Linked DNA regions of Mus musculus: regions 2, 3, 4, 5, 6 and 7 are each linked to region 1. Evidence: chromatin loops called from intact Hi-C (ENCODE). Cell type or tissue: left cerebral cortex. All regions are shown on one strand. Region 1 holds the start of Apba2 (amyloid beta (A4) precursor protein-binding, family A, member 2). Region 2 overlaps Apba2 (amyloid beta (A4) precursor protein-binding, family A, member 2). Region 3 overlaps Apba2 (amyloid beta (A4) precursor protein-binding, family A, member 2). Region 4 overlaps Apba2 (amyloid beta (A4) precursor protein-binding, family A, member 2). Region 5 overlaps Apba2 (amyloid beta (A4) precursor protein-binding, family A, member 2). Region 6 overlaps Apba2 (amyloid beta (A4) precursor protein-binding, family A, member 2). Region 7 has its middle 52 kb from the start of Apba2.

Region 1 (4,000 bases):
TGTGATGCTGGGGTGGATGCCAGGGTCTCATGTACTCTACAACGGTGTCCCATTGTGGAGCCACACTCCCAGCCCCTCGTATGTTTAATAGTTGTTTGTAAGCTGGTAGGATGGCTCAGCAATTAGAGGTGTCTGCAGCCAAGCCTGATGACCTGAATTTAATCCCCAGGATCACATGGTGGAAGGAGAGAACCAACTCCTGAAAGTTGTAATGACCTACACACACACACACACACACACACACACACACACACACTCATACACACACACACTCACATACATACACACTCAATACATACACACACTCACACACACACACTCATACACACACACTCATACACACACACTCATACACACACACACACACACACACTCATACACACACACACTCATACACACACTCACACACACTCATACACACACTCACACACACACTCATACACACACACTCATACACACACACTCATACACACACACACACTCATACACACACACACACTCATACACACACACACTCATACACACACACACACACTCACATACATACACACACTCACACACACTCATATACACACACACACTCATACACACACACTCACATACATACACACACTCACACACACACTCATACACACACACACACACTCACATACACACACACTCATACACACACACACACACTCACATACATACACACACTCACACACACACACACACACACACACACACACACACACACACACACACACTCATACACACACACCCTGAAAGGGTAATAGAAGTGCTAAGAGATTAAAAGTCGTTTGTATTTCCTTTCTTGTGAGTTGCCCATTTTATTTTTTAACTTGGGCAAGGTCCAGGTAGGGAGGTGGAGTGCTTGCTAGTGTGCACAATGTCCTGTGCCCTGCAGAGCAGACAGACACATCTGGATCTCACACTTAGCAGTCAGTGCAATGGAACAGTTTTGCATTTAGAGCTGAGCTGAACTTTTTGTCAGGGGGGTCAATAGAATATTTAAGGTGATGGACAACAAGCAAGAAGGAATGGTCAGCTCTAGGAGGAGGAAGAATGGCTCTAGGGTGGACCTATTTGGTCCCTGAGCTGCCAGAGCTGCTCTGCTATTGACTGGTGAGGTAGGGGTGGGGGGTGGGGTAATGGAGGGTGAAAGAGAGGGAGGCAGACAGGTCCCAGGCCTAGGAGGTCCTTACTAGGTCTGCCCCTGTATTCAGTTTTTCTCCAGGCCCTTCTCGGGGTCACCTCTGTCACTGTGGGCATCAGGAAGTTCTTTTCTCACCCCACTCACCCTCCTCTTCCTTTGGTGACATTCCTCTGATCTTCTGCCACCTGGCCTTCATCTCAGGCTAGGACTGAAGGAAGAGAGAGAGGAAGAGGGAGAACCAGGCCAATTGGAAGCATTTGGGGGCTGAAGTGGAGCCCCCCATTCCCTAAAACAGAGCACCCTGTGTGCCTTAAACCTGCAAGTTGCCACAAATGCATAGGGCTGAGTGAAAGGTCAAAGGTGACAATAAAGCCCAACGTTCAAGAATTTCAAGAGGTTTGTTTCTTACTGAGGGTAGCCAACTGGTTCTCATTGGGGGTATTAGAGGTTGGGGCCCTCTCCCTTCTGGACATCCCAGGCAACACAGGTATCAGAGACTCGGTGGTTATCAGGGACCGGGTGAGAAGACCTTGTGTGTGGTTATCAGGGACCGGGTGAGAAGACCTTGTGGCCAGAAGGCTTCTGGTGATTGACTGTGGGGAAGCAGGACAAGGCTTGCCCCTCAGGAAAGGCTTTCTGGGGCCACAATACCCTAGAGAGTCAAGGGATTCGGGCCGGCCGGGGCTCCGCATAGAGCGGAGCTGGCAGAGCAGGGCGCGGTCGCCGCAGCCCCTCAGCGCCGCACGCTCTCCGGAGCCCGCCAGGGGGCAGCGCGGCGTCAGGGGCAGGGTGCGGGCACCGGCAGCATCTCCTTCACCTGTTCTGCCTGCCCAGGACCAGACTGTTAAGGCTCCCCAACTGGCCGGTCCCAGCTCACTCCCAGGAACCTGTGTGCTCCTCAAGGGGCCACCGCGACTCGCGGAGCCTATCTCAGCCCGTATCCCAAGGACCCAGGTCCCAGGTGGGCTCGTCCGCTGTCCCCGCCGCTGTCCCCGCGCCGCACCCGGAGGCGCCGCGCTGGGCGCCGAAGCATCTTTGTCTGCGCTTTGCGCGGCCGCGCGGTCTTGAATCCCTTGATTCCCTAAGGTCTCTTTAGAAAGCGTTTCCACCCCGCGTGGCCGGGCGCAGGAGGAGCGGGGGCGGTCGGTGTGGCGGCGGATAGGGCGGTGCGGGTGCGGGTGCTCCCGGGCCGCGCCGCGTGCGCCCGGTAGAGGCGGCCCTGCGTGTCGTGCGCGGCGTCCGGGGCGCGCCCGCCGCTATCCAGCTTCCCGGGCTCATTAGCAGTCTCGGTGTGCGGCTCGGCGCGGGCTCACAAAGAGCTGCTGCGGCGCCCCGCTCTCGGCCTCGCCGACCCAGTCGGGGGCGGCGGCGCATCGCGCAACCCGCGCGGGCGCAGGTAAGTGGGGCCCGGGGCGCCAGAGTCTCCGCGGCAGCAGCCTGGGTTGCCCGGTTCCGCGTGGGGGGAGCCGGGGCGCAGTGGGGGGCGCGGATGCTGTGGTCCCAGCGCTCCCTTTCGGACCTTGTGGGGCTCTGGAGAGGCAGAGGGGCATCGTCGACAGAGCGGGCCACCGCTGGGACCGGGGGGTGCTACGGACCAGCGCCCCTCTCTCTCCGGACCCACCGGACCCTCCGAGCCACTGACCAGCGGCCGGGCGCGGCAGGGATCAGCTGGCCGCTAGGTTATCAGGGGCTTGCGAAGCGGCGGCGCGGGGCTACCTGGTGTGGCCAGAGGAGATGGTCACTCGTCTGGGTCCCCCTATTATTGCGTTGGGGGGGGGGTTGTCTAGAGGGGAGCTGCTTGGCACTGATTCCAAGTCCCGATGCTGGGCGGCAACTCGGGAGTTTGGGGTCGCTGCTGGGTTCGCTGCTTCCAGGCAACCGGTCTTTGATCTGTACCCCTCCCTCCCCTTTCCCTTTATAATGAGGCCCGGGGGAGAAACTCAGTTAAAAATTCCACACCCCGTATTCTCTGGGGGGATGCGGCGGGGACATGCCCCTTATCCTGGCTGCTTCCTCTTGGCAGGCAGAGCCCGGCAAGGGGACTTGGGTATGGAGGATGAAGGGGAACATTGATCCCAGCTTTTTTCAAGCCTTGTTTTCACAGGGAGCAGTATGGGCAGCAGGCCTCTATATGCCAAAGCTGTGGGTGAACTTCCCCTGAGTGCGGTAGGGATAGGAGCAGGTACCAGTGGGGCTCTGCAAGGGCTTGCCCTGGCTGTAGGCGCCTTAAATAAAGCCTACTAGTCTTAACTTAGAATTCAGTTATGGAAGACTTTTAATTCTTTAATATCTGTTTATTTGTATGTGACTTGACAGAGGCCAAACTTAAATTCGAATTTAAATAAAGCCAGCTCACTCAGGCCTTGTGCACGGTGAAGTTCTTAAACCTTGCTTGTTTTTCTTGGCCTTTCTTCATGTCTGAACTGATTTGTCCCGGTCCCCTTAGACCCCAAGACCCCTTCTTCCTTTATGGATATAGATTTGAGGAAGGATAGTGGTTTCGAAAACAAAGACCCGTAAGCTTTAAGGGTCCAAGTGAACAACTTTTTCTGAAGTACTGATCTGCAGGTGCCAAGAACCAATGGGCAGGCTCCCTTTGGGGCCCGGTCCCTCCAAAGAGGCAAGGATGGGGCTTTCCTGGACAGCAGCAATCTGAGGCAGGGGACTCAGGGCAGAGTGGCTGGGTGACTTTGTCCTGCACTCAGATTGCTGGGTGGTCATGGTGTGCTGCAGAGGGTCTCCTGAACTTTGGAGCTCTGGAACAGAGGGGTGAGTGACACAGACGAAGAACCTGCAGGGACTCCAAGCCACATGGAAGGGATTAGTGGGTCGTGGAACTGG
Region 2 (4,000 bases), 72 kb after region 1:
GAGTTTGCTCAGGCCCTCTATGTTCTTGAGGACCTTCTTCATTGTGCGGATCCTGCATTAGTTACAGTAAGTCATCGGGGGTGGTTTGAAAGCCATCTGAGGATGCACAGAGCTTCTGGGGAAGTGTGCTATGCTGGCGTACACAGAGAAGCACCCACCGATTCTGCTGTCATCAGAGGGCCTCGTATTAATTCCCCAAGAATATCTGTTGATGGCCCTATATTACTGAGATGCTGAGGTAGGCAGGAAAATAGGCCCTAAAGATGCTGATATTCTGATCCTGGGAACATATGTGTCTATTCCTTTACATGGCCCCAAAGACTCCTCTGATTTGACAGTCAGGGTCTTAAGGTAGAGAAGTTATCCTCCATCTTCTGGGTGGGCACATGTTATAATAATTGTATTAGTTAACTTTGTGCCACTGTAACAAAGCACCTGAGGTAGTTGGTTTAAAAAGAAAATAAAAGTTGACTTTGGCTCACATCTTTATGGAGTTTTAGTTCATGCTCTTGGCCCATGGCTTTTGGTCTGTGGTGAGACTGGGCATCTGGCAGGAACAAGTGGTGGAGCCAAATCCCCACTTCCCTGCTACAGATGAAGGAGAGAGGAAGGAGAAAGGGCAAGATGCTACAGTCCCCTCCTAGGGCATGTCTCCAATGACATATGATTTTCTAATAGCTGCCGAATAGAAACTAAACCTTAAACATTGGGCCTTTGTTGGGAAATACCAGGTCTAGACTATAACAATGCTAATGCACTTTGGAGGGACATGGGAAGAGTCAGCTGACGGGAGAAGTTATGTGGTAACAGGACAGAGATTGGAATGATGAAGGTGAGCAAGCCAGATACTGGAGGTATGAAAGCCTTTCTCCCTGAAGCCCTCTGGCAGGAACCAGCCCAGTGCTATTGAAATGCCAGGGACCAGGTAACTGATGAAATGATAAGAAATGAGTTTCTCACAGTTCTGAAGCTGGGGAGCCTCATGGTGAAGGTGCTGGTCTCTGGTGATGGGTTTCTTGTCCCACCACACTGGTGGGAGAAGGCAGGGCAGCGAGGCAGTAAGAGAGACCAAGAGCTCTGAGCATCTCAGGGTCCCACCTCTTAACTGTACTGCATTAGGATTAGCTTTTGATAAATGAGCACTGGAGGCCCTGTTCAATGTCCAGAATCCATGCTGGATTTCTCAGCTACAGAACTGAGATAATGGTTAGATGTCATTTCCGGTAGTTTGTTCCAGCAGCCATAGGCTAAATCTCAGTGTGGCAGCAGGGCTGAACAGTGGCTTCTCCCACTAATGGCTCTGCCACTGTTCAAGTCTTCTCTCTGTTGGAGAGTAGCTGCTGCTTCTCATAAACCCCAGCTACTCCACCTGCCCCCCAGTCACAGTCATGATCACTCACATGTCTTGGGAGATGCAAGCTTACCTTCTGAAATGTTAAACTCTGAATAATACATGATGGAGTTGGGGCAGCTCTGTGGAGCCAGCTGGACCCCAACCCGGGACTGAGCAGTGAGTCTGCTGTCCTGTGGTTGAATGGGGTGTGCGTTCCAGGCCCAAGCTGGCAAAATCTGGTATTCATCTTGCTTGTGACCTGCTGTGGGGCAGGAGGATCAAAAGAGTAGAGACTTTCCCCCAGGTATCTCCTCCCACACTTAAGGATAATGTCTCAGGCTTGGCTCCTACCGGCTGGTTCATTTCTTCTCCCGTTCCTCTGGTGGTTGTCACTGTTGATAACGTTTTCATTGCAGAATACTTTTAGATGTGTGGAAAGTTTGCACTGACAATAAGATAATGTCAAGAACCCCCACCCCCAACCCTGGTTCCTCAGTAGGCCATTTACCACAACCATGGAACCCACCCTGGTCTGTGACAGTTTTTAGAATTTATTTGTTTCCATCTACTTGGGAAGATAGAGGCTGGAATTTTGCACCTTGGTTAGTTTGAATTTCCCTGGTGTTTTTTTTTCTTCTGGTTAGATGGATTTTGAGTTATGAAGAGGAAACCCACAGAAGGGAAGTGTCATTCTAATATCACGTGGTATCTTGATCAATGAAAAATTACCCACTTTCTTTCCAAAGGACTCTGCTGAAGGAAGGGATGGGGGCTGGAGGGAGACTGTGTGCATAAGTGATTTCGGGTGACTGTATGGGAGAATGATATTTAGTTATTCATTCATTCAGACGTTCATGAGTGTCAGAATGGATTCCTGGTTTTGCTTTCTGTTTTTGCACCACACCCCTCTAGATCCGGGGGTGCCACATCTCTGGCTTCATCCCCCTGTGATTGACAGCACGTGGGGAAGCTGCATCTGTGCTGCACGCGCACAGACTTTTCTCCTGTCACTCAGTTTCCTCAAGCGCTCGGCATACGGGCTACTCAGCACCTCCGTCGCATCAGGGATTGTGAATCAGCCAGGCTAGCGTGACTGGAAACACACGGGATGACTCGCAGAGGTCTGTGCAGTTAGCACAACATGTCGCCTGTAGGACTTGTGTTTCCCATGACTGATGTGTACAAGGGGTCCCGGATGAGCCCCGTGGATGCCAAGGGGCCATTGTGCCACAGGCTTGATTTGTTCAAAAATATTAGAAATTTCAGATGCCTTCTGAACCACTTTGACAAACCACTGCCTTCTCATGTTTTAAGCACTTTTTGTTTTAAAGGAAAAAATGATTAAATTATTTTATGTGTATGGATATTTTGCTGTGTGTGTGTGTGTGCGTGTGTGTGTGTGTGCATGCGCGCCGGGTGAGGGGTCCCTTTGAACTGGAGTTGCAGATATAGTTGTGAGCTATCCATGGATACTTGGCATTGAACCTGCATCCTCTGGAAGAGCAGCCAGTGCTCTTAACTACTGCTCCTGCTCTCTGGCCCTTGGTCCTTTCTTACTTTGAGACACAAGATGTTTCAGGCTTATCTTGTATTCCTTCCCCATCCCCAGAGTCAGCCATTTGTCCAATGTGCCCTAGTTTCTTTACTTGAGGATGCTATTTAGAAATCTAAGTCTGGTCAGGTTGAGTGGTACAGGCTCAGACACCATGCTCCTGAGGCCAGTCTGGTCAACATACAGAGACTCTACAAAAGGGAAAAGGTGGCTTTGGATATGGTTTTGTAGTAGATCACTAGCCTAGCGTGTATGAGGGGTTCAATTCTCAGTGCCACAAACATGAATGCATGAACAAATGAACAAATAGACAAGAAGCAGCTTATATGCTGAGTTCATTTGTTTCTACCAAGATACAGGAGCTTCTGGGCTTTCCTCTTCATGTATGTGTATTCAGATCCATGAGGCCATGCATAGGCACCTGGCTCCACTTAACAGTCAGGCTTTGATCAGCCATGAGGGCTCTGGGTGTCCACACATATCAGTATAGACATGAACAAACAAAGGTTCAAGAAAGTGGAATATTACCCAGGTATGAAAAATAGAATAGTGGGGAAGTATCTGGGCACCTATCAGTGAGTTTGAAAAACAAGACATGTATAAACACAGCTCATCAAATACGACTCCAGGCTGCCAATAAAACCATTAAGCTGAAGTTGTTGATCTCTCAGGTGAGGTGTGTTCTCATGATGACTGTTGATCAGTCAGGTGCATTGCGTGTGGTCACTCGGTCATGGGGGTAGATTGTCATCCTGTCTGTTGATCATGCTGCCTGAGTTGTTACATTGTCACACTGACTGTTGATCATGAGTGGGCTGTTATTTTGTTACAGTGAATATATACTCTATTTCACACATGCTATAAAATGCTATATTACTGTGTACCCGCAGCTTGCATTTCTGTCTCCTGAGAACTTCAGCAGTTTTGTACCCTCTCAGCACTTCTGAGAAAAGCAAACCTCCAATTCTTCTGTGTAGCTAGAGAAGCTGATCATTAAAGCAGTGGCGTGAACATCGCCAGCTCCAAGCTGGTGATAAAACAGGCTCACATGGGGCTAGAGAGATGGTGCAGTAGTTAAGAGCACTTGCTGCTCTTCCAGAGAACGGGGGTTCAGT
Region 3 (4,000 bases), 79 kb after region 1:
GTCCTGGGGTGTTTGTTTCAGGAGGGCTGCCAGAATCCAGATACTCAGGTTCATTGTGTATAAAATGGTGGCATATGTAGAACTTAAAGCACATTTCCCTACATGCTTTAAATTTATTTATCAAAAATTATTTTATAAGGAGTAGGGTATGTCCCTGGCTGTCCTGGAACTTGCTCTGTGGGCCAGGCTGGCCTTGAAATCACAGAGATCTGCCCCTCTCTGCCTCCTGAGTTCTGGGATTAAAGGTGAACATTACCATGTCTGGCCCTGGGGGACAGAGTTTTAATGCAAGGACTCAGGAGGCAGATGCAGGAGGACCTCTGTGAGTTCAAGGCCAGCCTAGTGTGCATATTGAGTTCCAGGCCAGCTAGGGCTACCGAGTGAGATCCTCTAAAAAAACATTAGTGTACATTAATTGGAAATAAAAGAATGCCTTTCACTGTGACATCTTCATATGTGTAGGCCAAGCACTTTATCATATCATCTCTCAGTGACACAGAGTCTTGAACACAACTTGGGTGCTGTCACACTGCTTTGTTTCGTGGATAATGATAAGAAAAAAAAATGACATGTTCATGGTCCAGGGAGATGACTCAGTGGGGAAAGGTGCTTGCCACCAATCCTGACAACCTGAGTTTAATCACCAGGACCCACGTGATGGAAGGAGCGAGTGGGATTCCAGATGAGTGTGGCTGTCCTCTGATCCAGATGCATGCCACGGCATGCCCAGTGCCTACCCCTGGCAATAAATAAAATGTAATAATAATGAAAAAGACACCTTTAGTAAAGAGACATTTCTTTTCCTGGATATTTTGCCCAAGATTGGCTTATGATTGGCTAACTCGTAAGTTGCACACCCCAGGATGCAGGCTCGCTCTGCTGCGCTGAGTGGAGTCTGAAACTGTAGGCCTTTTCCACACTCTGATTTCCTTTCATCTCCACAGAAGCTCTTTGGTTCATTAGCAGTAATGTGATGTTCTCTATTCTGTGTTGGTTTTAGAATTCTGTTGCTCTCTAATGCATTTGCCCATGATGTGCCTGTGGGGTCTTCAGAGACCCACAAGGGCAGCTTTCTCCACCATGCCTACCATTCAGTAGGTGACAGGAAGCCTGCCCTGGAGCATGCGAAGGGTGACACTGTGCACTCAGAGGTGGATTTGCTAAAGAGCCGGGACTGGAGTCCTGTCCAGGTTCCCACTATGCAGCTGTCTGAGGCTTTTATAATTAACGCTAATGGCTGAGCCGTCATGGCTTGTTTAAATTACCCCAAGAGGAACATCAGGTCTATTAAAGAAACCTGATTGTAGCTGCCCACCTGCTCTATTCAGGGACATGCATCTTTTGTGGGAATTCTTCTGGGTAATTAAGAGGGTCTGAAAAGCTGGTTTTATAGTCATTGATTGAACTGTAGATAACAATGAAGTCAAATAATTTTTTAAAAAGCTGTTTCCATCTTCATAAGCATATGAGGAATTTGAATTAGAAAGAGTTCTCCACGTGCTGCTCAGGCATCTGGGGGGAGGGCACATATGGCCTCTGTAAGAGCTCTGGACAGGTTCCCACCATGGGTGTCTAGTGAGCAAGGCTCTGGTGGTTTGCAGGGCTATCTGTATCCCTCTCTTGGTTTGAGCCCACACAGGAGCTGCAAGATCTGCAAAGAGCTGCACCCACCTCCTCTGCAGACTCGGAAGCTGCGTGAACAGAAGACCAGTGTCACAGCCAGAGTGGCTCTGGTCTGAGGATGTGGGTCTCCCGTGCAGGCTTTGCCACCAGGTTGGATATCTGTAGATGTAAAGAATTGGTGCAGTTTGCTTACACGTGCAGGTGCTATGCCCAGTGCTGGTGTGGCAAAGGGACAGGGAGGGCCCCCGTTTATGTGGTCGAGTATCATATTTTATAGCACCATGGGCACTTGGAGGAAAGAAAGACAGGATGGTGTCCCAAGCATGGGAGCTGCATGCACAAAGGGCACAGACAGGTGTAGCTAGCAACAGCAGTAAGTGCAGCCAGCAAGGGCTTTGGAAGGCTTTATGGAATAATATCTAGAGTTTGGAATTTATCCAGTGAGTCCTGGATGCCACGGTAAAGGTTTAAAAAATGAGAGCATGTTTTAGCTTTAAACTTAACACACAGAGACACAAACCTATGCACACCCATGCACACGCACAGACACACACAGACACATACATGTGTATACACGCCGACACACAGACACACCCGTATCCCTATGTGATCAGTTCCAGGTGGACAGTGAATGGCACTCATGTGTGTCACATAGCACAGCTGAGAGCGAGCGGCACAGGGTGTTTATTTTTCCACTCATCTCCTGAACTTGCTAAGCGTGACTGACGCCCTCTCTCCCCACCCCCACCCCCAACCTTCCACTATCATTCTGTCTTCTTTCTCTCTGAATCTGACTGCGTGTGGAGCTATGCCTAAGAGGCTTAGGTGTAACTTCGGAAGAATCTTCACCAAATCACTGAGAGGCACACCCGGGGCCTCGAGTGTATGTGTGCTTTCGACTGGCGTGCTTCACTGAGGGCTCCTCCGTACAGCACATCTCAGAATTTCCATTCTGTTCGTTTGGTGTGCTTGTGTGTCTGTCTGCCTCTGTCTCTGTCTCTCTTTCTCTCTGTGTATATATGTGTGTAGGGTAGAAGCCAACACTGTCTTTTTTTTTTTTTTTTTTTTTTTTTTTTGGTTTTACGAGACAAGAGTTTCTCTGTGTAACCCTGGGTGTCCTGGAACTCACTCTGTAGACCAGGCTGGCCTTGAACTCAGAAATCTGCCTGCCTCTGTCTCCTGAGTGCTGGGATTAAAGGCATGTGCCACCACTGCCCAGCTAACACAGAGTGTCTTTTGAAGTCACTCTCCACCTTGTTTTTCTGAGACCAGGTCACCATCTCAGTGAGCCTTAGAGCCAGTCCTAGACCTAAGACTTAGATCTAGTCCTGCTCCCACCTTCCAGCCCTGTGATTCCAGATGTGTGTGGAGAAGTCCGATTCTTTATGTGGGGTTAGAGATATGAACTCATGACCTTGTGCCTACATATGGCAAATACTTTACCCACTGGGCATCTCCCTAGCCCCAGTATTTCCAGACGGGTCAAGGGTAAGCAATGCCCAGTGTGTGTATGGATCGTGTTTTGTCTACTCACTGATGATGTGATGGCGGCTGGGACTGTTACCGCTGTGAAGATCTTTGCTTCCAGTTTTCATCCATACATACATACCTAGCAGCGGGCTTTCTTGAAGACACATCATACTGTTTCCCACACTGGCCATGTGGGTTGAAGCCAACGCTCTTGTCTGTCACATCCAACACCAGGTGCACATGGGAGGCATCTTCACATCAAATAGCCATCCTCTGCCCTGGGGTCAAAGGAGACTGAGCAAGACAAAAATTATTACTGGGCCAAGGCACTACAATTTAGGGATTTCTTGTTGCCTGAAGAAGCTAGTCTCTCCTGATGGGTCTGAGGAAGCTGCAAAGAGCTGTAAGTGCAAATATGGGTTAGGACAAAATGATGCCACTTTGGGCCAGATCACAGGCTTAACGTCTCAGTGTAAAGAGCCCTCGGGGCGGCAGTGCGGTCTCTGGGCTGGGGATGGGCTGCCTTCTGTAGATGATGCTCTTGCAGGAGAGTTAATTACCACGCTCTAATGAGTGTATTTTGCAGGTGGTGCTCAGCTCCAGCTTGACTGCCCACAGCTGCCCTAGCAGGGCAGAGCTGCCCAGAGCTTGTGAGCATCGTAGCTCTGCCAGTCTTATCAGACCCAAGCCTACATAAACTTAGGAGACAGCCCCAGACTCTGCGGACCTCATTAGACTTTCAGAGCACGAGAGTCATTTTTTTAGTGGTTATTCCCAAGTTTGATTTGACTACAGAAATGTCTTTTTAATATCAGAGAATTTCCAAGGCTTTCTTTCATGTGGCTCCAAGTCATATACTTAAAACTGTTTTGGTCACTCAGCAGCCTTTTGCTAAGAAAATATTTTT
Region 4 (4,000 bases), 140 kb after region 1:
CATAGCAAAGAAAGATCAGTCCATAGCAAGATCAAGACCTATAATGGTATTCTTAATTTAGACTCTTTTAAATTAGTTTTCATTTCACAAGCAGGACCCTTTACTGGGTGAAGTCTTGCTCTCAGGATACCTTTCCCTTTGTCCCAGTGCAGAGCATGCAGTGTTTTATTTTCCATGATGTTAATTAATAGCAATACTGCTTACACCCTGCCTTGACGGCAACTGTACATTTCCTTTTGCAAACCATACACTTACATCTCTCTTCCATTTGACCTCCTTCATTGTAAACCCAGATAAATTCAATATGTAGTAACCATATTACAGGGTAGATGCTTTCCTATTTGAAAGATAGTCCCACCAAACAATGTAGCTGATTATATTTTAATTCACTCTCAAGGTCTCAGAACAGAGGCAGGATGGTGTGAAACTCTTTTCCAGAACATAACATGAATGCCCCTAGTCTCCATCTCTGAGCCCTTATCGTCCTCTCAAACCTTATGAGCTAATTCGCCACTGTTTACATTCCTCCTGGCATTATTTTCTTTAGACTCCCACTGGAATGGCACATTTAACTCTATTTAAAGCACATTAGAAATTTTCTAGTCCAAAGTTCCAAATTCTTCTATATTCCTCTTACAGACTAACTCTAAAGAGCTGAGAACCACACAGTCAGGTTCATCATAGCTATGGTCCCACGTTTGGTGCCAGTTTTCTATATTAGTTACTTTTTTCCTTGTTGTGGCAAAAGCAATTTGAGAAAGGAAGCAAGGGTTTACTTCAAATTGAAGTTTGGGGATACAGCCTCTGTGGTAGGGAAGGCGTGGTGTCAGGTGGTTCCATGGTAGCAGAAATGGGCATCTGGGACTCCTGACATGTTGGCAGATTAAGACACAGAGTGTGGACAGGCTATACTATCTTGATGACTTCCCGCAGGAATCTGCTTGTTGCAGTGAGGTTCCACTTTCTAAGTAGTTCTGTAGCTTTCCAGATGGTGCCATCAGCTGGGGACCAAGTGTTTAACACTTGACTCCATGGAGGAACATTTCCCATTCAAACCACAACAATGCCCAAAGGTTGCTAGAAATGTCCATGTGATATTTTTGCTGATTTTTGAATTTTAAAATAATGGATGTACTATTTTGAGGTAACTTCTTTCACATCATGTTGTGCTTTTGAGTTATCTACTGGCGTTGAGTATGGTTGTCATTTCCTGACGACTGCTGTTCTACATTTACGTGGTGTTGATATGCAAGAGTTTGTGTTTTCTTCATTTGATGGACAAAGATCCTCTTCCATTTTGTGGTCGTTATTGCTTCTAGGAATATCCTTATATGTTGGGTGCTCATGATTGCATTTCTAGGGAGTATCTTTCTAGGGATCTAATGGAATGGCTGTAGGACCTGAATGCATTTGCGTTTTTGCGAACAGGACGACTAATCCATTTTCTGAAGTGGTTGTTCCAAATTTCACTTTCAGCTATAAGTGCCAGGGTTGAGTTTGCTTCACATCTTGCTACTAATTGCTGTTGTCAGCTTTAATTTTATATCTGGCAGATGTGTAGTGAGATCCTGTAGCCTAAATTTGCATTTCACAGAATACTAATGAAGTTAAGTATCCTTTTAGAACTTTCTTATTGTTTTTGGAAATCTTACTTGAAGTTACTGTGCAGGTACTTGGCTCAGTTTTTCTGCTGGCTTTTTCCTTCTATCACCTTGTTGGAGTTCATATAGTCAATACATTTAGCATGTTATGTGTATGAGTGTGTGTGTATGTGTGTGTGTGTGTGTGTGTGTGTGTGTGTGTGTGTTTGCTATATTTCCCCCAACATATGTGTAGATGCTTTCTACCTTGGTTTCAAGGGTAGCTTTTGATGAAGGGTTATCAGCATTATATTTTAAGTCAATATGGTAAATGTCCTTGTAAGGACGTTATACACACTTCAAAAACTTGAAAGCACTCTGCAGTTCTTTTAAAAGTTAATTAATAACTACGTATGGGTAAACACCTGCAAGTACGCCCACATGGAGGACAGACAAGGGTGTCAGATGCCCTGGAACTGCAGCTAAAGTCAGTTGTGAGCCACCATGTTGGTGCTGGCAGTTAATCCCAGATCCTCTGGAAGAACAGCCAGTGTTCCTAACCACTGAGCCACCTCTTCAGCCCCTGTAATTAAAATGTTTGCAGCTTTGTTGTTTTGACTTTGAGTTGGTTTTTTTTTTTTTCCTGAATGTCTGGATTGAAGTATATGCCAAGATTTGCTCTCCTTTTCATGGGTGACCAGTGGACCGAGCATAATTAATCAATATCTTCACGGTTCTGTTTGAGGTTTGGCGGTTTTCAGAGTTCGTTCTCATTCTCTTTTTGCCCCACAGCCATCCTAGGAAGGGCGGGATACCATTGCTCTTGGTACTGAATACCATTGCTCTTGGTACTGACAACTTCAAACCGTGACAGCCCTGTTACTGCCTGCAGACTCCTCCAAGGCCTAATTTCCTAACCTCCAAGGCCCCTCCCACTTTCTCCCTTGTTATTGATGCCATGTGCCTTCCTGGCTGTCTGGTTCTCCTCTGGGTCATATGTGCCATCCAGCACCAGTCTCCTGTCTGAACTACATTTGGGTCGGAGACCGATCCCCCCTCCCTTGGCTTGATGTCAACACCGTGGTGTCATGTTTTCACAAATGAGATCATTGACAGCATTCAGCCCCACTGGCCTATTTGTCAGAGGATAAACACTGCAGCGTCTTAATTACCTCACTTTTATAAAGCACTTGCTGTCCTGTGTAGTTCTCCAGTCGTGTTCTTTAAGAGTATCTTACTGCATTTGTCCTTTGCATTTCCACATAAAATTTAGTTTAAATCTTTCAATTTCCATGTAAACACTTGTTTCTAAACACGAACCTTGCAGAGACTTGATGAGATCCTTTGGGGTCCAGCTCCATCTGGAAGTTGACAAGAGTATAACAGGAAGTTTTCCAGTCCCTTCATTGTGGTTTTTTCTTCCTTCCTTCCTTCCTTTTTCCTTTTCCTTTTCCTTTTCCTTTTCCTTTTCTCTTTTCTCTTTCTCTTTCCCTTTTCCTTTTCCTTTTCCTTTTCCTTTTTCTTTTTCTTTTTCCTCTCTCTCTCTCTCTCTCTCTCTCTCTCTCTCTCTCTCTCTGCTTGGCCTTGGTGGGGACAGAATGACATGGTTCCTGCCCCTGTGACAGGACCAGCCTTCACGAGTGTCCATGGCTGTCATGGACATAAGGCTTGTTTGTATAATAACATACATATTTTCACGTTCCTCCGAGGAATGTCCTCCCTGTTAACTATTAATGACTCCATGATAATCACAGCATGAGTCTGGGAGGCAAAGGTGTGGCTAATGTCTCAGCAAAATGGTAACCACTGGGACCTTCAGGGCAGCCCTTAAGGACGTGGAAAAGAACTCTAAACATATGAGCCCCAAAATATATAATTTCTCAACTATGCAAAAATTAAAGATGCAATATGAATTCTATGAGGAGCTTCACAGATCTAGAGGAACAGAGGCAGCTACACTATGAGCTACACTATGGGCCAACTTGTCAGAAAGATACCAAGAAAGGAGGTAAAGAAGTGTAGGGAGGGTATGGTTTTGGCTGTGGTATCAAGGCGTGTGTTTGGGATCTAGGCAATGGGTGCCTCATGATGTGTTAAGAGGTGCCGCCTCCTCCTCTCCTCGATAGAGTTTGGTAAATATTGGCAGCTTTTCCTTCCTTTTACCTAAGTCAAGGCAGGAATTTTTAGTAGCTGCCATTCAGGAGAAATGAATGTATATCCACTTGTTCACTTGTGCTCTGACATACTTCAGGACCCCCTCTCTAGGGAATGGTGCCATCCACTATGGGCTAATTAACTTAATTAAGACAACCCCCCACATACATGCCCATGGGCTAATCCACTGAAGACAGTCACTCATGAAGACTGTTTTCCCAGGTGAATCTACATTGGGTCAAGTTGACAGCACTTACGATCACAGT
Region 5 (4,000 bases), 120 kb after region 1:
TCACAGAACCTTCTGATCCAAAGTACTGAGGCCATCTTGTGGTCCCCACTCCTGGACCAGATTTTTTTCTTGAGTATTAGCCATGCTAGAAAACCTGTGGCACCCCAGGAATATGGTCGGTCTCCTCTACTGATTTTCCCTTTAAATGTGTTCTAGAGAGTATTCAGACTCTCCTACTTGATGTGTGGCTTAGGCAGCTCACAACTTTGGAGATTGTGGGTACAAAGGTGGCAAAGTGGTGGGCTGTGAAGTCAGGTACCCTAGGCATGGTACTTGGTACTACTGATGCCAGGCATGGTACGGGGTGACTTGGAGTGCACATAGTAGGGATGGTGACTAGCATCACCTGTGCTGGGGATGGTGTGACTAAGGGTAAGGTAGCTCCAGCTTTATGGCTCTGACAGCCTTAGAACAAAATACATGTTTTTCACAGTTCATTTAAGCCACACAAGTCTGTGACACAGGTTCCTAGGGAACCCCCTTTTCATTTAATGACTGAGGTTGTTTCTGACCAGGGTTCCTATTATAATTTTAATGTTGAATGCCTCCTCTCCTCTCCCTGACATCCCTACCCCTCAAAAACAAAAACAAAAACCCATGCATGAGAAACTTGGTCTCCATCCTATGACATTATTGGAAGGAGGCAGATCTACAGTCAGGGAGGAAGTTAGGTTGGTGGAGACATGCCTTGCAGGGCACAATGGGATCTTGCCTTCTCCCACCTTGTGTCTAACAGCTCTGGTTGGTTCCCTTTTGCCATGACTGCTGCTTCCCAGTTCAGAAGTAATGGGACTGAAGCATTTGAACAGAGACAAAGCAAACTGTTCTCCCGTGTTCTGTCACAGTGACGAACAATGACTGCTACAATCACAGAGCCCCCAATCTCCATCTGGCACCAACCTCGGGCCTCCAGTGGCCCCTTGGAGTTGACTCCTCTCAAGAAAGGTTATTTTCTCAAAGGCCAGAGAGGAACTCCAGGGCCCTGTTTCCAAAGAACAGCTGAGCTCAGCAGTCGACATAGCCTGGTAACATAAGCAGATGCTCCTGCCTCTGCTGTCTATGAGGGGACTGGGTCTTGGGTCTCAAACCCCATAGTGCAAGGTTGCCTGTCATCCCCACCCTCTAAGATCTTGAAGGGCTGAGTCTGAGGTGGCAGTGGCTGGGAGGCTTTGGCAGCAGGCTCTTCAGGGAAGAGGAGGCAGCCAGTGACTGGGCTGGCCACATCCTACTGAAGTGCTAGCCCCCTTGGTGCTGACATAAGTGCATGTGCTAAGGACCAGCACACTTTTTTTTTTTCTGTTTGCATTTTTTACTCGACCTCAGTCCAGCTGGAAGGTGATGAATGATGAGAAAACACAATGTCATTTTCTGACAAACCAAGGTCAAAAGACATCAGGAAAAGCCTGGATTAAACTTTGTCAACTCAGCCCAAGAGCTCTACCAAAAGGGCATGGGAGCTTGGGGTTCATTAGGCATGATATTATGTCTGTTCTCAGCTATATGCTTGTGTGTGTGTGTGTGTGTGTGTGTGTGTGTGTGTGTGTGTGTGTGCATGAGCACACATGCATGCCACGCACTTATGTGGAGGTCACAGGATAACTTTAGGAGTCATTTTCCTCCTAAAACTCTGGGTCCCGGGAATTGAACTCATGTCAAAGGGCCTGGCAGGAGGTGACTTTACCTGCTGAGCCATCTTGACAGCCCGAGATTCTTATTTATATTCTCAGTAAAGATTTATAATAAAACACCTTCAGTAGCTTGTTGGCAAGATGTTGGGATGGATCTAGGCTCATATTACAGTGGCCAGGTCAACAGGAAGCATGGTGTCCCCAATGTCTGGTCTTAGTAGTCACAGTGTCAGGTCTGCTTTTTTCTTTTTACTAGGAACAAGACACCCTGTCCAGTGCCCTAGGGAAGGGGAGATGAGTCCACTTTTGAAGGGTTTGGCAAAAAGTATGGGAGCACATCTAAAACACTAGGGGGAAGATCAGTATCTGACCTCTCCCTGCTCATATCTTCCTGCCTCCCACAGGGAGCACTCTTCCTTTCATTTGTTACTTTCCTGCACTGCGTTTGTAAATATGCCTCTACCCGTTATTTTTACGGGCTGTCTGCAAAGCATATTGTAAATGATACCAGGTCACAGCATTTATTTTTTTCATCTGTAGCTGCCTTCTTTGCTTAACCTTCTGCTGGAGAGTTTCACCCACAGGAGTTGTAGCCAGAGCACGCCCTGTTGGGGTGGTGCTGCGTGGCGGTGTTGCTTGTCGGCTCCCATTGATGGATGTTCAGCTGCTTTCCAGTCTCTGGCTGTTACAAACAAGGCTGTCATGGATATTTATGTGTGTATCTTGGTGAACGTGAGCCAGATTCATGAGGCGTGCTTAACAAGGAATTGCTGTGGGGTTGAGGCTGTGAATCTTGAATTTTACTAGAAGTAGCCAAATTGCTTTCTGGACTGGGTGGGTATAGCAAGCAGCTTCCTCTGCAGTTCGTGTGAGGCTCCCCTCTGCTCTTTCCCTGACAACACTCAGCATTCCGGTTGTTTTTAGTGTTTGTTAGTCTGAATGCAGGCTCTGCCTGTGGTGGGTTGAATGAGAATGACCTCCACGGGCTCATAGATTCAAATGCTCTGTCCACAGTTAATGGAACAATTTGGGAAGGATTAGGGGGTGTGGCCTTGTTGGAGAAGGTGTGTCAATTACTGGGCTTTGGGGTTTCAAAAGCTCACACCAGACTCAGTTCTCACATACTCTCTATCTGGCTCCTGTTTGTGGATCAGGAAGCAAGCTCTCAGCTCCCATGCTCCTGCCACGGTGGTCATGGGTTTGCCCTCTAAAGTTGCAAACCCCCAGTTAACTCTTTCTTCTATAAACTGGTTGGTTGTGGTATGTATGCAGCAATAGGAAAGTCACCAAGACACCACATGTGGCTTTGATTTCTATTCCCTGCCTGCCAATGAGACAGTACATCTTTCATATATTTATGTTTATTTCTAATTGATTTTATCTACTTGTTCTTTTGGGATGGCTGGACCTACTCTTTGCCCCATTTTGTCTTTTCTTGTGGTCAGCCTAATCTATTGTTTGACTTATGTATTGCAGATATGTTTTCTCTCTTAACTGCTTTCAATGTGGCACAGGGCTGAGAGTGTGGACTCGAGGGCCATCCTGCCAGGATCAGATCTTTGGCTCGGTATTTCCTCTGTGGCCTTGACTGAGCTAATTCATCTGCCTCAGTTTCCTCCTCTGTGAATGGGGCTGAGAAGGGGAAGAGGTTTGTATCCATGAAGCAGATCTTTGTCCCCCTTCTACTGGGGTTGTACAATTCCACAGGTTTGATAACTTGTAAAGAATAGATGTTTCTGTGGCTCACAGTTCTGTAGTCTGGGAAAAACAATATGAAGGGACTGGAGTCTGATAAGACCTGTGTCACCTGTGGCAGAAGATGAAAGGGGAAGACAGAGAAGGAGACTGAGAGGGAGGAGAAAGAGAAGAGGGCTGAGCTCATCTTCCCTCAGAAACCCACTCCTGTGATAGATGAACCACCCACATTAATGGATTCATGAGGACAGAGACCTCCTGACCTAAATACCTTTGAAAGGTCCTGCAGCTCAGCACTCGCATTTGGGTTAGATCTCCTGTGGGTGAACTGTGGCGGACACAGCTGAACCCTAGCACACGATGATGAGCTTCATCTAGCCTTGCCCTTTGAGGTCACATGGGAGCCTATACACGGGCATTGCTGCCCTGTGCACACCCTGTGGGTTCTGTGTCATCCTTTGATGGGCTGGCAGGCCCTGCTGCGCTTGGCTCTCAGCCTTCTATAAAGCCCTCCCTTCAGTCCCCAAGCTGCCTGAATCAAAAGCAAAATCCTCTAGGGGACACCTGGGAATTGGGAGGCACCAGGCTCCCCACAGCAAAAATAGAAGCTTCATTTGCTTTGGAAAACAAATGACAGTGAGAAGGGAAACCAACTGGGGTGGCTGAGGAGGCTGGGG
Region 6 (4,000 bases), 63 kb after region 1:
TCACCTGTCTCTTCACATCCTGGGGAAGGGAGGCATTTGCAGCCGAAGTTCACTGATAGGTCTAAGAAAGTTCATTGATTTTCAGATCACAGCTGGCTGATTCCCCTCTGAAGATGGGGTGACTTATGGCTCTTTACATGTTGGGGACCCTTCTCTAATTTTCCTGACTTTTTTTTTCTGGAGCTGTGTTCTTTTTTTTAAAATTTTTTATTAGGTATTTTCCTCATTTACATTTCCAATGCTATCCCAAAAGTCCCCCATACCCTCCCCCCCACTCCCCTACCCACCCACTCCCACTTCTTGGCCCTGGCATTCCCCTGTACTGAGGCATATAAAGTTTGCACGACCAATGGGCCTCTCTTTCCACTGATGGCCGACTAGGCCATCTTTTGATACATATGCAGCTAGAGACACGAGCTCCGGAGGTACTGGTTAGTTCATATTGTTGTTCCAACTATAGGGTTGCAGATCCCTTTAGCTCCTTGGGTACTTTCTCTAGCTCCTCCATTGGGGGCCCTGTGATCCATCCAATGGCTGACTGTGAGCATCCACATCTGTGTTTGCTAGGCCCTGGCATAGTCTCACAAGAGACAACTATATCAGGGTCCTTTCAGCAAAATCTTGCTAGTGTATGCAATGGTGTCAGCGTTTGGAGGCTGATTATGGGATGGATCCCTGGATATGGTAGTCTCTAGATGTGGATCTGTGTTCTTTACTTGACTCCATTTTCTGTCTTGTCACCTATTCCCAAACGAGTTCCAGAGCACAGAATTTCCACTGAAGATTGGCTCTTATCTGTACATTTATATGAGGGTCTGACAAGCTCTCGATGAAAGTACCCTGAGTGCCAACCAACAGGTCCAAGACTCGTGGTCTGCTAATTGGAGGGTTTCTCCTGTGGTTGATGGCTTTGGTGAACTTGACTGCTCGGTGTTTCCAGTATGGTTTCTCTTTGGAATTCATGTGTTGGATGACTGAGCCTCAGTCTGATGTCTATGAGGGGAGGGACTCTAGCCAGCCTGAACATGGCAAGCATGGCTCTGGCAGGCCTTGCCCTTCATCCCATTTCCTCTGCCTTGCAAAAAACCATTAAATTACATTTCTAAAGCTAGCCACTAAGGTCCATTCCTTATTTGGCAATTCCCTCCTCCTGAGGCTGACTACCAAGGTCAGCTATCAAAGTATTGTAGTCCAGCAATCAAAAGCCCCCTTTGACTCACCTAATTAACATGCAGAATCAAAATTAAACATCTCATTCTAACACGGGGCTTCCCAATTTGCTTTTATAAACTGTCATTTGCCTATGCGCCACCTCTTTCTCCTCTCTATCCAGAGGGAGTCCTTTGTCCCCACCCTGGACAAACACTCTTTCCCCTCTCCCTTATTCCCTTCCCCTTCTCTCTCATCCTCTATCTCCCATCTTCCTCTCTTATTCCCTGCTCTCTGTCCCTCTGGAGAAAATAAATTCCTTTTTGCCAAGAACTTGGTCTTGGGTTATCCTGAGCGAATGCTGGTTGCTTCAGTGAGAGATGGTGGAACTTAAGAGGTGGGGCTTACTGGGAGGATATCACATAATTGGAACATGTGCTTAGAAGGTATTAATGTCATTTTCATGGTACTCTACATAGTTCTTGTGACAGTGGCTGCTGTAAAGTAACTACCTGATATGTGTGGCCTCATCTGCATGCAGCTCTTTCCTTTGCTCTACCTTGTTCTGATGCTGTCAGTGGTGTACTTATCTGAGGTTGGAAGATAGATCCCCCAGCCATGGACTTTATGCTTCTAAACTTACGATCTTAATAAACCTCCTTTTTCTATAAAGTACACACTCCCAGGTACTAAGAGAGCCTGTGGGTGAGAGGTTCTCAGAGGTTCTCAGCCGGTCTCAGGGAGGAGAAGAATTAGCCTACAATCACCATTCCAGATGCAGGGCTATAGTAGCTGGCTTCTCACTAGGCACGTTGATCTGTGTGCCCTGTGGTGGTGCTGAAGCCAGGGTCCCTCTGTAGCCTTCCAGGCAGCCTGGTTGCCATAGGAGAAGGTGGCTTTTCTATGGTTGCTTCTGGATTTTGGGCTCTTACCCTCTCACTGTATGCTCCCGCCCACCCTGTCCACAGTCCCACTGCCTTGCTTTGGGGATTGGAGCGTGGGGTGCCCACTCATCCAGAGAAGCAAGCTCTCCCAGATTCCCACATCTTGTTGATTTAGTTCTCACAAACAGATTTGAAGTGCTTGCCATCTGCTCTCCTCTTAATTATTTTTCCCAGTTCCACAGAGAGAGGAGGAAGGACATCTCCCTAAAGTCCAGATCACACCAAGGAAGTGTGGCTCTGCCGCCCACCGTGGCTGAGGAGCACAGCTGCCGTCCCTGAGCACAGGAAACCGGAGCATGAGGCCAGCCCTTCTGCCTATGTGGGCCATGCCCCTGCCTGTTGCCCAGCTCCAATGCAGGGACCTCTGGGCTTCAGCAGCATCCTCCCGCAGATCCCTGTATCCTGCTCAGCCAGTGGCAGAGACTAGGGAGAGCTCTGTGCTTCTGGCCAGGACTGGGTCAGTCCCTGTGAATACCTTGCCTATGTGGAGTTTTGTGCTAGTGGATGCCAGGTTGAGAGCTTTATTGGGGAAGCATTAGTGTCTCCTGCTAGTGCTTCCCCAGGGCCATGGCTGTCATTATCTGATGCTGTTTTGCACCTTCTATTGTGTCACATTTATTATCCACTATGCTGGATACTAAAGGAGCCTCAAGCAGCATCCCCACCCCACAGTGTCTCGACACATGCCCTGTAGGCACACACATCCCCGACTAGGGAAGTCAGATGGGTTTTGGAGCTTTCTGGTATGAAATGAGAGTCTTAGCTTCTTCCAGCTCAGGGAAATGGTGTCCAGTGGTATGGTAGATGATTGCAGAGACCCCAAGTCTCCTCCCTAGCTAGAGCCTGCTTTGTCCTGGAAAGCAGTGTGTGTGTGTGTGTGTGTGTGTGTGTGTGTGTGTGTGTGTGTCCCTCCCCTCCTTAACTGTATCCCTTCTTGTCATCAGACCTGCACCTGATCTTGCTTATAGATGAGGCTGAGGGTGTGGTATCTGTAGAAAAGGCAGTCTGGCTCCTGATGTCCATGCTGTTATTTTTAGTATCCAGCAGGTGTTTAATTCTTGCTTCTTTTGGGGGAGACACCCTAGAGATGATCCTGCTGAGAACATATTGAGCCTGATATTCATGCTTGCTGTGTCCCCCCTAGATCCCTCGGAAGCCTCTTGGCTGGCTTTTTGAGATGCTTAGAAGAACTCTGTGTCCACAGTCTTTCTAGACAGGGGCTCTTTAACCATGCAGGATATGGCTGGGTGCTACCTCTCTAGAGGTTTAGGAGTGGCCCATGAGACACTGGGGACTTAGCAATTGTCAGGTACCTCTAGAAGTCTGACTCAGGAGGCAAAGCAAAGCCCCTGTCTCCCCCCCTGGGCCACCTATCTCCTTGCAAGTCTCTGGACCAGGACATTGGGAATGCAGGCTCTTTGGTGCTTATTGCCTCTGCTGGCCAGGTTATCATCATGGGCCACACTGACCACTGTGTCCCACCACATGGCCTCCCAGGAGAACTGTCTGAGCTGTCTATTCTGTAACTCCTAGTCCCCAAGGAGGCCCACAAATGGGAGGTTATGCACATCTACAACCTGTCCCTTATTTCTCTGGGGAAGGGCTCATAGGGTGACCTGGCATTCCTGTCCCACGTCTAGAACCTCATTTTATCACTATTGAAAGCTGTAGTCACCAGCCCTTCTGGGATGGCTTTCTCTCTCTCAGCATGTGGCTGGAGAGGCAGCCTAGCATCACTTTGTGGAGGTGGCACAAAATGTCACTTCTAGATTCACTGCTGGGCTTGCTAGGCTCAGGAGCCGTTCCTCCTCGGTGGGCCCGGAGGGTTCTTTCAGTTCAGCAGAGTGTCTGTGGGTTAACCAGGGTGTTGCCTGCATCTGGCTCAGGGATGCGAACGTTTTTATTTC
Region 7 (4,000 bases), 51 kb before region 1:
ATTGCTTAAAAAATTTTAAAATGAATTTTATTTGTATGAATGAGTTCTTTGTCTGCATATATGTCAACACACCATGGCCTAGTACCCTTGGAGTCCAGAAGAGGCCATCGGATCCCCTGGGACTGAGGTCATGGGTGTTTGTGATTTGCCAGGTGGGTGCTGGAGGTTGATCCTGGATCCTCTGCAAGAGCAGTCAGTGCTCTTATCCTCGAAGCCATCTCTCCAGGTCCTTATAGATTATACCTATGTTTCTTTTAATTCTAGACATCATCTGCAAATAGTTACATTAACTAAAAACTTTAATAATTATATAATGTGACAATTACTTAATACCCAATTCTAAAAACATAGAATTTGTTTATGTGTTATGTGTCCTTGGTGCCCTGGAAAGAGCTGTGAAGTGTATTTTGAACTGAAAGTGAATTGTGTTGATTTTGATAGGCACTGTCTGGTCTATTGTTTTGTTTTATTTTTTTTTCTTTTGAGAGAGAGAGAGAGACAGAGAGAGACAGAGACAGAGAGAGAAGAGACACCAGTATTCCTTTTTGAGTTTATGTGCATCTTGTGTGTGCACTTTCCCAGAGAGGTCAGAAGAGGGCATCAGATCATTTGCTCTGGGGTTATAGATGCTTGTCAGCTGCCTGACGTGAGGTCTGGGAATTAGACTTGGGATCTTTTGCAAGAGCATCGAGTGTTCTTAACCTCTTAACTATCTCTTCAGACCTTTGTTTTGTATTTTTGAGAGAGTTTCTTTATGTGGCCTTAAACTCACTACTATCCTCCTGCCTCAATCTCACCACCATGTCTGCTTTTCCTCCTCCTACTCCTCCTCCTCTTCCTCCTCTTCCTCCTCCTTCTTCTTTAAGAAGAAAATTACTATTTTAAGTCCAAGGAGGACTCTTCCTCCTCCTCTTCTTCCTCTTCTTCTTCCTCCTCCTCTTCTCCTTGAGACAAGGTCACTCTCTCTAGCCCTGGATGTCTTGAAACTCAAAATTTAGAGATATTTGGCCTCAAACTTAGAGATCCCCGTGCCTCTGCCTCCTGAGCGCCAAAATCAAGGGCGCATGTCACCACTCCTGGCCTCAGGAGTCTGTTTTTTATCACTAGTCTCAAGCATGAATTTACTACTTTCCTTTAACCTATTTTATTTGCCATATCTCTGATGTCCCCTTGAGGGAGGGAGTGATTTTATTACGTGAACACACAATGTTGTGTTGATAGTAGATGAATCATGACTCCATAGAGAAGTTAAGTTCTATAGGCCAGCTCCCAGGGCTGTAGGCCAATGCAGATCAGAGTGGGGAGAAGGCTCAATGTCCTGGACTCTAGCTGGGCCCATGAGCTCATTCCAGCACTTTTGTGAGGTTTTCTCTCCTGTCCTAAGTCCTCCATACTGCTGCCTGTTGTAGACCTTGTGTCCCAGGCTTCTGCTGCCAGCTCTGTGTGTCTCATCACCAAACTGTGGTCAGCTTCGAGCTCTCATCTGGTTGGGTTGTGTCTGTATCCACCAGGCTTCTCTTCTCAGGGTGTTCCCATGGCCCTGCCGTGGTTTGTCTCCCAAGGGTTTATGTGATGAAGGTTTTGTTCCCAGTGGGATAGTACTGAAATGTGGTGGGGCCTTTGTGTGAGAATGGAGGCAAGTCTCTTGAGGTGGGCTGGGTCTCAGGAAATTCCATACAGCAGGCTGCTATGACTGAGCCTGGCTCCTCCCTGGTCTCCTACTCCCTCTCTAGTCCTGCATCTCAGTCTCTTCCCTGCTGCCCCTTCCATGTGGTGCTATGTGCTATGAGGGTCACACTGCTTCCTTGGAGTTCAACAACCACGAGGAATGAGAGCCCGTTTTCCTCTCTAAGATACCGAGTCTCCGTTATTTGGTTATGGCAGCAGTATCTAGTCCCTCAGCAGCCTTTCTTATCCTCCGTGTGTGGAATATCCGCTCCATAGAATGTGCCTAGTGTTCTCAGTGGCTCTAAAGCCCAGCGTTTCTTAGTCCTAAGTGTGTACCAGAATCATCCGGTGGGCTGGTAGGCGAGTTAAAGACTGCACTGCGCTGAGAATTTTTGGGTTAGTGGATCTGGGGTGAGGCCTGGGATTTTGTCCATGACATCAGCTATGAGGCGATGCTCACACTGCGGATTGGGAAGCAGTGTGAAACCCACTGACCGAGGCCCCGAGCGAGCGGGGAACCAAATGCGGTTCACTCCTTTTGTCTTTCATTTCTGAAGCGTTAATTGAAGCAAATTTGAAGCCAGGAAATTGTGTATGCTCTGATCTTTGCCAACTTGGGGATCGTACTCACAGCCAGTAATCTGAGCTGTTGCACGGGGAGAAGGGTGGGGTTCCTGGGAAATACCACACATGGACGGGTACATCTAACTTAGCTGCTGTTGGGAGGCGAGAGCCTGCTGTTCCAGTAGATAAACATACTATGTCATTGTGACCGATATGCTTTCTTCCCTGTAGTTGTTTTTCTCACTAAGCAGAGTAGACTCTGGGACTTAGCTGGAATCTGGCGCAGTCACCCAGAGAACACAAATGTCACACACACTATGAGGTTCAGAAGGACCTCGGAAGAAGAAGATCGAAGAACTTCAGATATCTCAAATGGGCAAAGATGGAAGTAAAAAAAAAAAATCCAGGTAGCCTGCCTCGCCGCACCCTCAGTTAGCAGGAGTTACTCCAGCATTGCATCTAGGTCCAGAGGTCCCTCTGGTGATCCTCCACCTTCCTTCACTGCCTTCTTATGCAAATGAGCCCTCACAAGTCACATACTATAGATGGCCTGGTATACTGGCTTGGTATTCGAAATAACTTAAATCTCAAACATGTGTTAAAATGTGAAACTCCACTAAGGTGTAGGAGGAAGACACAGGATATAGTAAATGCAAGTTCAGGGTTCTCATAGCAACCATGGAAACATATTGGAGCACCCTCTTCCTCAACCTGGCCCTCCTTCAGCTCTGCCTGTCTCCAGGAAGGCCACCATCTTCCCTCTCACTGCACAAGCCAGAGAATGGAGAGGAATCCTGGCAGGGCCGCTCCCTCAGCAGACCTCCCGCTAAGAGCACGCACACACTCACACACAGGCAGCTGACAAAGGCCTCTTTCTTTAGCTCTCAGTCCATCTGCCATCCGCTATCTCCCCCATCCCCCTTCATCTGGGCTTGCAGCATCCACTCTGGTCCCCACAATCTGTTCTGCACTTGGCAAAAAGAGTGTTATGCACTTGTGTGTCTATTGATTATCTATCTATCTATCTATCTATCTATCTATCTATCTATCTATCTATCATCTATCTGTCTATCAAAAGCACACCTGTGCTAACAGAATCATAGAAGCATGGCAAAAGATTCTCTGCCTCATACACAGTGAAGCAGACTGGCTCCAGGACACCCTGAGCTGCTATTTCTTACTGACCAGATTGGCAGAGATGAGAATGGTTTTATAACACTGTTGATGGTTGGGGGGCAGAGGGAGTGGTCAGCAGACACTGTTATATGAATCATGGCCCCTGAACGGGGAGGTTTCTGGTCCACAGTACTGTTGCTATGGTAGTTGGCAAGTTTGGTCCAAGTTACACATCCTGATATGGCTTGACCCACTTCTAGGTACTTATAGGGTAGAGTGTTTGTGATGACAACAGTTCGTAATGCACGTGGGTATAAACAATCTAACAGTGAATCACGAGGTGCTGGGTGGAGGGCACATCTGTTCATGGAATTCTATAGAGCTTTAAAAACACCCAAAAAAATCGTCTATGTTCCTTACCATATATGGGTATGTGAAAAAGGGACTTTGGAAAGGTGGTGTGAACCTACATATCTTTTTATCAGGCTCTTAGGGAAACAACAGGGCCCAGTGACGTAAAACCCTAACAAGCCAACCAGGGAGGAGGCCACCCACTCCTTATGTCCTCTGTTGCTCCTTCAGAACTTCAAACCAGACTCATTGCACTGCCCATTCCAAAGCGGTGCACAAGTCTTTCAATGCATGCTGTCAG

The links. A loop is a pair of places that touch in the nucleus more often than their neighbours do. Peaks named below come from ENCODE experiments on the same cell type or tissue, not always from the same donor. Only the 100,000 strongest peaks of a DNase experiment are listed, where the experiment ranks them.
Region 2: it touches region 1 in a loop (3-fold over the local background); 5 of 42 quality-filtered maps call a loop at or near these places.
Region 3: it touches region 1 in a loop (2.9-fold over the local background); 3 of 42 quality-filtered maps call a loop at or near these places.
Region 4: it touches region 1 in a loop (3-fold over the local background); 3 of 42 quality-filtered maps call a loop at or near these places.
Region 5: a loop joins it to region 1, with 2.9 times the contacts of the local background. A loop is called at or near these places in 4 of 42 quality-filtered maps.
Region 6: a loop joins it to region 1, with 2.9 times the contacts of the local background. A loop is called at or near these places in 5 of 42 quality-filtered maps.
Region 7: it touches region 1 in a loop (4-fold over the local background); 14 of 42 quality-filtered maps call a loop at or near these places.

What each region holds. Positions count from the first base shown.
Region 1 is chr7:64,499,699-64,503,698 of GRCm38, forward strand. It overlaps Apba2 (amyloid beta (A4) precursor protein-binding, family A, member 2), which reads left to right and starts at 2,440. Exons shown (of 15, transcript NM_001291166.1): 1 at 2,440-2,555. In left cerebral cortex, a CTCF peak has its summit at 1,921 (motif pointing right); DNase peaks (open chromatin) are centred at 1,979, 2,351 and 3,121; H3K4me3 peaks cover 2,653 bases; H3K27ac peaks cover 2,799 bases.
Region 2 is chr7:64,571,995-64,575,994 of GRCm38, forward strand. The region is part of intron 2 of Apba2 (amyloid beta (A4) precursor protein-binding, family A, member 2); the gene reads left to right. Among named protein-coding and RNA genes, the nearest start is that of Apba2, 72 kb to the left of the region's middle. In left cerebral cortex, no CTCF peak of the experiment used is centred here; DNase peaks (open chromatin) are centred at 2,356 and 3,802; H3K27ac peaks cover 1,699 bases.
Region 3 is chr7:64,578,893-64,582,892 of GRCm38, forward strand. The region is part of intron 2 of Apba2 (amyloid beta (A4) precursor protein-binding, family A, member 2); the gene reads left to right. Among named protein-coding and RNA genes, the nearest start is that of Apba2, 79 kb to the left of the region's middle. In left cerebral cortex, no CTCF peak of the experiment used is centred here; DNase peaks (open chromatin) are centred at 1,609 and 3,393; H3K27ac peaks cover 2,908 bases.
Region 4 is chr7:64,643,645-64,647,644 of GRCm38, forward strand. The region is part of intron 3 of Apba2 (amyloid beta (A4) precursor protein-binding, family A, member 2); the gene reads left to right. Among named protein-coding and RNA genes, the nearest start is that of Apba2, 140 kb to the left of the region's middle. In left cerebral cortex, no CTCF peak of the experiment used is centred here; a DNase peak (open chromatin) is centred at 1,515; H3K27ac peaks cover 515 bases.
Region 5 is chr7:64,624,334-64,628,333 of GRCm38, forward strand. All of the region lies in intron 2 of Apba2 (amyloid beta (A4) precursor protein-binding, family A, member 2), which reads left to right. Among named protein-coding and RNA genes, the nearest start is that of Apba2, 120 kb to the left of the region's middle. In left cerebral cortex, no CTCF peak of the experiment used is centred here; a DNase peak (open chromatin) is centred at 2,368; H3K27ac peaks cover 745 bases.
Region 6 is chr7:64,562,899-64,566,898 of GRCm38, forward strand. The region is part of intron 2 of Apba2 (amyloid beta (A4) precursor protein-binding, family A, member 2); the gene reads left to right. Among named protein-coding and RNA genes, the nearest start is that of Apba2, 63 kb to the left of the region's middle. In left cerebral cortex, no CTCF peak of the experiment used is centred here; DNase peaks (open chromatin) are centred at 2,181 and 3,868; H3K27ac peaks cover 2,804 bases.
Region 7 is chr7:64,448,566-64,452,565 of GRCm38, forward strand. No RefSeq gene overlaps it. Among named protein-coding and RNA genes, the nearest start is that of Apba2, 52 kb to the right of the region's middle. In left cerebral cortex, no CTCF peak of the experiment used is centred here; DNase peaks (open chromatin) are centred at 2,355, 3,102 and 3,748; H3K27ac peaks cover 1,061 bases.